2 separate regions of the Homo sapiens genome follow, and region 2 is linked to region 1. The links are chromatin loops, found by intact Hi-C in ENCODE. Cell type or tissue: PC-3. All regions are shown on one strand. Each heading gives the region's core, and the rest is flanking DNA. Links, peaks and the distances in the headings are about the cores only. Region 1 overlaps LOC339975 (a long non-coding RNA gene). Region 2 overlaps LINC02492 (long intergenic non-protein coding RNA 2492).

Evidence for each region. Peaks named below come from ENCODE experiments on the same cell type or tissue, not always from the same donor. Only the 100,000 strongest peaks of a DNase experiment are listed, where the experiment ranks them.
Region 2: a loop joins it to region 1, with 2.3 times the contacts of the local background. A loop is called at or near these places in 1 of 110 quality-filtered maps.

The regions. Positions count from the first base shown.
Region 1 is chr4:187,307,708-187,312,108 of GRCh38, reverse strand. It overlaps LOC339975 (a long non-coding RNA gene), which reads left to right. Exons shown (of 5, transcript NR_038931.1): 2 at 2,431-2,927. Among named protein-coding and RNA genes, the nearest start is that of LINC02514, 61 kb to the left of the region's middle. In PC-3, for the core only: no CTCF peak of the experiment used is centred there; a DNase peak (open chromatin) is centred at 2,538; H3K27ac peaks cover 1,143 bases.
Region 2 is chr4:187,584,912-187,589,312 of GRCh38, reverse strand. All of the region lies in intron 2 of LINC02492 (long intergenic non-protein coding RNA 2492), which reads left to right. The region is part of intron 2 of LOC105377604 (a long non-coding RNA gene); the gene reads left to right. Among named protein-coding and RNA genes, the nearest start is that of LINC02492, 86 kb to the left of the region's middle. In PC-3, for the core only: no CTCF peak of the experiment used is centred there; a DNase peak (open chromatin) is centred at 2,272; H3K4me3 peaks cover 1,621 bases; H3K27ac peaks cover 1,650 bases.

The DNA of each region.
Region 1 (4,401 bases), core at 113-4,112:
TCCCAGCATGTCCCGCTTCATATCACCATGTCACATTTTGGTAATTCTTGTGATTTCAAATTGTCGTTATTATTGTGTTTCTTATGATGATCTGTGATCAGTGACCTTTGATATTACTATTGTAATTGTCTTGAGGCACCATGAACTGCACCCATGTAAGACAAAGAATTTAATCCAGAAATGTTGCATGAGCACCGACTGCTCCACTGACCAGCCATTTTCCAATCTCTCTCCCGCTCCTCAGGCCTAAGACACAACGACGGGAATTAGGCCAATTAATAACCCCACAGTAGCCTCTAGGTTTTCAAGTGAGAGGAAGAGTCACACATCTCTTACCCTAAATCAAAAGCTAGAAATGATTCAGCTTAGTGGGGATAGAATGTCCAAAGCCAAAACAGGTTAAAAGCTGGGCCTCTTGCACCAAGCAGTTACCCACGTTGTGAATCCAAAGGAAAAGTTCCTGAATGATATTAAAACTGCTACTCCAGTGAACACACAAATGGTAAGAAAGCAAAACAACCTAACTGCCGATTTAAAGAAAGTTTGAGTGGTCTGCACAGAAAATCAAACCAGCTACAATATTTTCTTAAGCCGAAGCTTAATCCAGCACAGGGCCCTAACTCTATTCAATTCTATGAAGCCTGAGAGAGGTGAGGAATTGGCAGAAGAAAAGTTTCAAGCTAGCAAAGGCTGGATCATGAGGTTTAAGAAAAGAAGCCATCTCCATAACATAACAGTGCTAGGTGATGCAGCAAATACTAGCGTAGAAGCTGCAGTAAGTTATCCAGAGGATCTACCTAAGATCATTGATGAACGTAGCTACACTAAACAACTGATTTTTAATCTATACAAAACACCCTCCTACTGAAAGAAGAGCCATCAGAGGCAAATGGCATCTCCTATTTAAGAAGGCTTTCATAACTGGAAAGAAGTCAATGCATGGCTTCAAAGCTTCAAAGGACAGGCTGACTTTCTTGTGAAGGGCTAATGTAACTGCTGTATTTTTTTTTCAAATTTCAAAAATATTTTATTTCATTTTTACTAGAGACAAGGTCTCACTATGTTGCCCAGGCTGGTCTCAAACTCCTGGGCTCAAGCAATCCTCCCACCTCAGCATTCCAAAGTGCTGGGATTACAGGCATGAGCCACAACACCCAACCTAGCTCGTTACTTTTTAAGTTGAAGCCAATGCTCATTTACCATTCTAAAAATCCTAGGACCCTTAAGAATTATGCTAAATCTGCTCTTCTTGTGCTATGTAAAGGGAACAGGGAAGCTAGGATGTCAGCACATCTTTTAACAGCATGGTATACTCAATATTTTAAGCCCACTGTTGAGAACTACTTTTCAGAAAAACAAAAAGGATTCTTTTCAAAACATTACTGCTCTTTGACAATGTACCTGTCTTAAGAGCTGTGATGGAGATGTACAAAGATATTAATGTTGTTTTCATGTCTGCTAGCACAACATCTATTCTGCAGCCCATGGATCAAGGAGTCATTTCAACTTTCAAGTCTTATTATTTGTGAAATATATTTCATAAAGCCACAGCTGCCATAGACAGTGATTGCTCTGACGCATCTGGGAAAAGTAAGTTGGAAACCTTCTGGAAAGAATTTAACATTTGGGATGCTATTCAGGACATTCGAAATTCATGGGAGGAGGTCAAAATGTCAACATTCACAGGAGTTCGGAAGAAGTTGGTTCCAACTGTCACAGATAATATTGAGGGATTGAAGACTTCAGTGGAGAAAGTAACTGCAGATGTTGTAGAACTAGCAAGAGAACTGAAATTAGAAGTGGAGCATGAGGATGTGACTGAGTTGCTGGAATCTCATGATCAAACTATAACAGATGAGGAATCGCAACTTATGGATCAGCTAAGAAAGTGGCTTCTTGGGACAGAATCTTCTCCTGGTGAAGATGCTGTGACATTGTTGAAATGACAACAAAAGATTTAAAGTATTACATAAATTTAGTTGATCAAGCAGTGGCAGGGCTTGAGAGAATTAACTCCAATTTTGAAAGAAGTTCTAATATGACAAAAATGCTATCAAGCAGCATCATATGCAACAAAGAAATATTGTCTGAAAGGAAAAGTCAATTGATGCAGCAAACTTCACTGTTGTCTTATGTTAAGAAATTGCCACAGCAACCTTAACCTTCAGCATTCAACACCTTGATCCGTCAGAAGCCATCAACATAGAGGCAAGATTCCCACCAGAAAAAGATTATGACTTTGCTGGAGGCTCTGATTGTTGGTTGCATTTTTAGCAATGAAGTATTTTTAATTAAGGTATGTAGAGTATTTTTTAATAATGCTACTGCATACTTAATAGACTACAGTACAGTGTAAACATAGATTTATATGCACTGGGAAACCAAAGTCTTCGTGTGACTCACTTTATTGAAATGTTCTCTTTATTGCAGTGGTCTGAAATTGAACTCACAATATTTCTGAGGCATGCCTGTACTGCCCTCTCCCAAGAATGCCTACGTGACCAGCCCTCAGACTGGATCTTCTGCCTCCAAATTATGTTTGCAGTTCATGTAGCAGGCATGACAGACTTCGATTCTAATAGTTGCCTTCTTGCAATCTCTAGTAGCTGCAGCAACCTCCCACTGCAGATGTCTATTGTGAATCTGGGCCCCTGGCCCTTGGTCTACATCTCACGTACATTCAGCCTTCTTGCACTTCCAGCCTCTTCTCCTTGTGGCTCTCTTGCCCTGTCACTTTGCTTATGTGCACTGTGGCCAAAGCTAAGGCACCAGGGAGCATCAAGAAAAGACAAACATCTGTGAGTTGGATATGTGCCAATATTGATATTCTCTTATACCTCAATGCCCTGTGCTAGAGTGTCAGAGAGGAAGCGCAGAATGCAGCCATACTTCTTTTCAACCTACTGGTCAAATTTGGGTGGTTCAAGGTAATATACCCATTTTTTTATGTCTAGATGCTACACTGACATTATGATTAAAATACATTAATTTGTAGGAATAGATTAGATGTAAAACTTCAGAACATAAAAAGTACATGTGGTATCTTGAATCTAAGTTGCACTCCAGAATGCTATGTATAATTCCAATAAAACAACGTAAACAATGTACAGTGTTACTTGGTTTGATAAAATGGATAAGAGGAGGAGGCCTGGAGCCCAACTACCCAGGTTCAAATTCCAATTCTACTATTTTTACTAATTGTGTGTGACCTTGGACAAGTTCCTAAACTTCTCTAAGGCCTAGCATCCCCAGCTGTGACAGGGTAATGTTGACTCTGTCCTAGAATTGCTGTGAAGATTTAGTGAATATCCCTGGGCAAGTACTCAGGACATCTTACCTATCACTGTTTCTAGATCTAACAATAAAGCTTGAGCACATCAGCATGAATAATTGCTAGAAAAATAATTTTGAATCAATTAATGGCAAGTAAAATGCATGCTATGAAGAAAAGCACAAATAAGAATCTGGTGAATAGCTTCAATACACAGATCATAAATAGAAAAGACAATTCAATGACTTCTAAATAAATGTACTCAGCACTACCCAGCATGTTGCCTCTACCGAGGCTCCAGCATCTGAATGTCCAAAGCCTTCACTTTTAAGCTCCTTCATTGTGAAACCTCTAAAGCTGGCTTTACAAACTTGTTCTTTTGTCTCTTAATTTTAAACTTCCCCATGTACTGAGTCTGCAGTGCCTAGCAATCCTTCTTTCATCTGCCAAGGGCATTTCTGTTTTCTTCCTATGTCTTTACCAACAAGGGGAATTTGGAAATTAATATCTTCAATTTTATTCACAATAAATATTTCACTCCTTGGAAAAAAAATGCCTACATTATCTATACTAAAATGACACCTTCTCGACCCCAGCATAGAACCCAGAAAGGACAAATGATTTTTAAAGTTTATTACTTAAGGTGGACTTAGAATTCAGCAGGAAAAAACTACTACACAAAGACAACCAAGACAAAATTAGATTAAGTTCCCAATTTATTTAGCCAAATATATAGGCAGACGTGGTTCACATCAGAAGGGGTATTGCTTGATCAGAGTATCTCAGTTTCCTACTATTCCTCAGCCTTTTTATACCCATTCAGGAAGAACATCCTAAAAGTTTGCACACTTATGGGCAGACATCAGTGCCTCTCTTGATACTTTGTTGAAACCAATGATCAACAAGGCTACATCTTCATTTAGGAGGTAAATGTAGAGTTATTGGCATGGATTTCCTGTCGTATATCTCCTACTTTATAGTATCCCTATCTTCCATTCCTTACCTTTTTTTTTCTCGTACAGAACTATTATATTGGCAGTTTGATTCTGAACTTTGTCTGATCAAAAAATCCAGCTACCCACAAAATGCTACACCCATCCAAAAAGAAAAATATAGTAGGTAATATCTTT
Region 2 (4,401 bases), core at 256-4,255, 280 kb before region 1:
ACTGTTGACCTTATATCTAATAACTGAAGGACACACCAAAAAAAGACAGGTTTCTGTGACATAAGCTGCAAGGCAGACCCAAAATTACTGATGTTTCTGTGATACAAGCTTGTTATAGAATATTTAACGTTTTATCTATAAATAATTTGAATTCTGCAGAGCTTGTTTGCAGGCGTTTTAAATCAGTATTAACTGTATCATCTTATTAACAATCAAAATTAAAAACCAATGGCAATTTATTTTTGCCTTTCTCAAATAAATTACATTTCTGTCTGCTACACAGATATAGCCTATTAATGTGATTTATTTAAAAAGATGAAAATAAAGCATGAATAAATAAAGCAAAAAAGACACAACCCTTAAAATGCTAATTCTCTTCTTTCCCATTATGTCTGAAAGTATACTCCCCTTTGCAAATGCCGGGCTCTGTGCTGCTTGGGTCAGGTCTACCGAAGTAAAGTGCTGTACAAGATTGCTGCAGTGGAAGTTCGAGCTTTTCTTTCATTTCGAATCAATCCAGACAGCTGTTCCTGGTCACTTTATGAAACTCTGTAGGCTTCCTCTTTGCTTTGGTTGTATGAAACTGGTTTGAAGACTTCAGCTTAAAAAAAAATAATAGTACAGTGGCATTCTGGTTGTCAGAAAAGCAGACTCTTGGTGCCTTAAGATCAAGAGATGGCTGGGCGTGGTGGTTCATGCCTGTAATCCCAGCATTTTGGGAGGTCGAGGCGGGTGGATCACATGAGGTCAGGAGTTCGAGACCAGCCTGACCAACATGGTGAAACCCCGTCTCTACTAAAAATACAAAAATTAGCTGGATATGGTGGTGTGCACCTGTAATCTCAGCTACTTGGGAGGCTGAGGCAGGAGAATCACTTGAACTCGAGAGGCGAGGGTTGCAGTGAGCCGAGATCATGCTATTGCACTCCAGCCTGGGCAACAAGAGCAAAACTCCATCTCAAAAAAAAAAGAGCAAGAGACTAATACATAATTTCAAGATTAATAATTACATTCACATCTACAATAACAGCAATTATTTACTGAATATTACCTATATGTCAGGTCTTTTTTTTTAATTTTAAAATTTCACAATCCGTAAGTGAATGCATCCTTATTGTAAATAATTCAGTCAATACACAGCAAACAAAATTCAACCTTGATAAATCTCTGTTCCTCCAATCCCCTACCCATATGCCTTCCCCTTAGAATTGATCACTGTTGCTCTTCATTTACATATGATACATATGATTTTACATATGTTCTATAAATATGTTTTATATGCCACATATGTTTATATGTGTAAATTCTATATTATATACTATTTTTTATTGTGGGCTTTAAAATATATATGGGACCAGTTTTTATATATTGTTCTTCAATTTAAAAAATAACAACAGTATGACTGAAAATTTCTTGGCAATATGTACAGATATGCATCGTTGCATTGAACCATGAACTACTAATTATCTTACAGTATTGTAAGTAGGGCATTTAGAGGCTGTCCTACCTTCTCAGTGATGAACAATACCTGTTTAGAGTATTTCTCTAGTGCAGACTCAAGGATTGGAGCTGTTAGATGAAAGAGTGTTTACATTTTACATTTTATAATATTCTACCAAATTCACCCCCCAAAAGAATGCATGGGTTTGTATTCACCAACACTGGTAGGAATGACTGCCTGCCTGTCAACAGGCTGTCTGACTATGGTGTTGTCGTATCCATCGCCATAGTTATCCCATACGTTTTCTAACCTGATGCATGCAGGTTGGCATCTTACTGATATTTTAATTTGCATTTCTTTGATTATCATTGTGGTTGAAAATTTTTGGTTTCTATTTATTGGCTATTCATGTTTCTTTTGTGAGTTGCCTGTCTTTATTTTTTGCTCATTTGTAAATTGTATTGTTTATACTTCTAAAACTAATTTTAGGAGTTTTTCGCATAGTCAAATATTCTAGATGTTTTTGGTTGTATATAATAATAATAACACCCAATGGTAATTGAGTCCTGGTACTGCTCTAAGCACTTTTTATAGATGACTGCATTTCATTCTTTCAGTACAGTGAGCCGGCACATCTGTCCCCATTTTACAAATAAGGGAATTGAGACACAGAGAGCTGAAAGACTGGGGTGTGTGTGTGTGTGTGTGTGTGTGTGTGCGCGCACGTAGCTTCTCATTTCGTCTGGAGGTCTCTCTCAGCAGAGTGGCTACAAACTTTAGCCCTGCCCTGATGAGATTCCTGGGCATTTGGTCACGGATGTTGACAGTGTGCCTTTTACTAACGACTTCATTCTGGCAGACAGCCTACTGCCTAAATGTCCAACCTGTGACCAGGCCTCCCTTCCACAAGAAGCTTGTTGATACTGGCAGACACCCTGTGGCTCTTGCCTGACCTGTGTGCAGTTTATTCCTACCAGGATGGCCGATCTCTAGGAGAGTCTTGACGGAGAAAGAAGCTGGGTTCAGGTGAGTCGGCCAGGTGAGACACAGTGGAGGCAGTACAGCGAAATCCAGAACAGAGCAGTTTTATTACTCACAGACCCCGCGGCGGGAGGGCAGCAGACCTTACGGGGCCAGCAGGAAGCGGGGAGCAGTCAGGGCTGTCAGGGACACAGGCTCAAGCAGAAGGTGCGGCTGACTGAGAGAGGGAGGACTTGGGGGCTGTGCCTTTATTGGGGTCCATGGGTGTTTTCCCCTAGGCCTTCCCTGTGCAGGTGTGGATGGGCGACTGTAAAGAAACCACGGCAAAGCGAGGAACTTTGTTATAGTTTCTGGTGCTGACCAGGAGGCTTCACCACCACCAGCAGCCGTGGGGTGTGCTGGGTTTCAGGTCAGTGAGATGAGGAAGAAGCAGGCTGTATCACAACTACTCACACGCGAGGGGAGGTTTAACTAGGACAAAGGTGATGGGGTGCGGCTGAGCTTCAAAAAATATATTAACGGCTGAGCAAGGTGGCTCACGCCTGTAATCCCAGCACTTTGGGAGGCCAGGGTGGGTGGATCCCCTGAGGTCAGGAGTTCAAGACCAGCCTGACCAACATGATAAAACTCCGTCTCTACTTAAAAAAAAAAAAATCCCAAAATTAGGTGTGGTGGCGCACGCCTGTAATCCCAGCTACTCGGGAGGCTGAGGCAGGAGAATCGCCTGAATCTAGGAGGCAGAGGTTGCGGTGAGCCAAGATTGCCCCATTGTACTCCTACTCCAGCCTGGTCGACATAAGCGAAACTCCGTCTGGGGGGGAATATATATATATATATATATATATATATATATATATATATATATATATAAAATGTCTGGCTTAGGAATGGATGCCAAAGCAGCAACTATATTAAACAAATTGATGACAATGACCTTGCCCAAGGTCACAGTTGGTGGCAGAGCTGGGCACAAAGTCAGACAGTCAGACAAACGCAGTCTACATCCTTTCTTCACCAATGTGTGGTATTGTCTTTGTATGTTTTCTAAGTGGAAGAGTTTCTCCCAGTCTGTCTCTTGACTTCTATTTATATTACTTTTATTATTATTATTATACAAAAATTTACATTCTATGTAGCCAAACTTGTCTGTCTTTCCCATTATTGTTTTTTTCCCAGTTATTACTTACAAGGCCTTCCATATTCTGAAAATTATTCTATTTTTTACAATAATATTATGGTTTTACTGAATCTGGAATATATGACATGTGAGCTGTAAAGTTATTTTTACCCCACAAATGGATAAATAGGTTTTCAAATTCTATTTTTATTGTATTTTCCTATCCATCCTTTTCCTACAATTTTGAATGATTTACCTTTATCATTCTGCACATGAGTTATACACATGGGTCAGTTTCTATATTTCCTATTCTGTTTCACAGATTGATTTTTTCCTTTCTTATGCCAAATCCTCACTTAAAACAGTAATGGAGATTAACTGAATTATTACAACTTTATGGTATGTTTTTATGTTGTTAAGGGCTAGTTCTTTAGCTTCACCTCACAGTCTTGTTCTTTTTAAAAAATTCCTTTGTTGGCCAGGTGTGGTGGCTCACACCTGTAATCCCAGCACTTTGGGAGGCCGAGGTGGGTGGATCACATGAGGTCAGGAGTTCAAGACCAGCCTGACCAACATAATGAAACCCCATCTCTACTAAAAACACAAAAAATTAGCTGGGCAAGGTGGCGGGTGCCTGTAATCCCAGCTACTTGGGAGGCTGAGGCAGGAGAATTGTTTGAACCCAGGGGGCAGGGGTTGCAGTGAGCCGAGATGGCGCAACTGCACTCCAGCCTGGGCGACAGTGCGAGACTCCATCTCAAAAAAAAAAAATTCCTTTGTCTATGTTTTTAAATTCACTCTTCCAGATGAAGCTTTGAATGGTAGTGTTTCTTGGAAACATGCTTATCTTTAAAAATTGAAC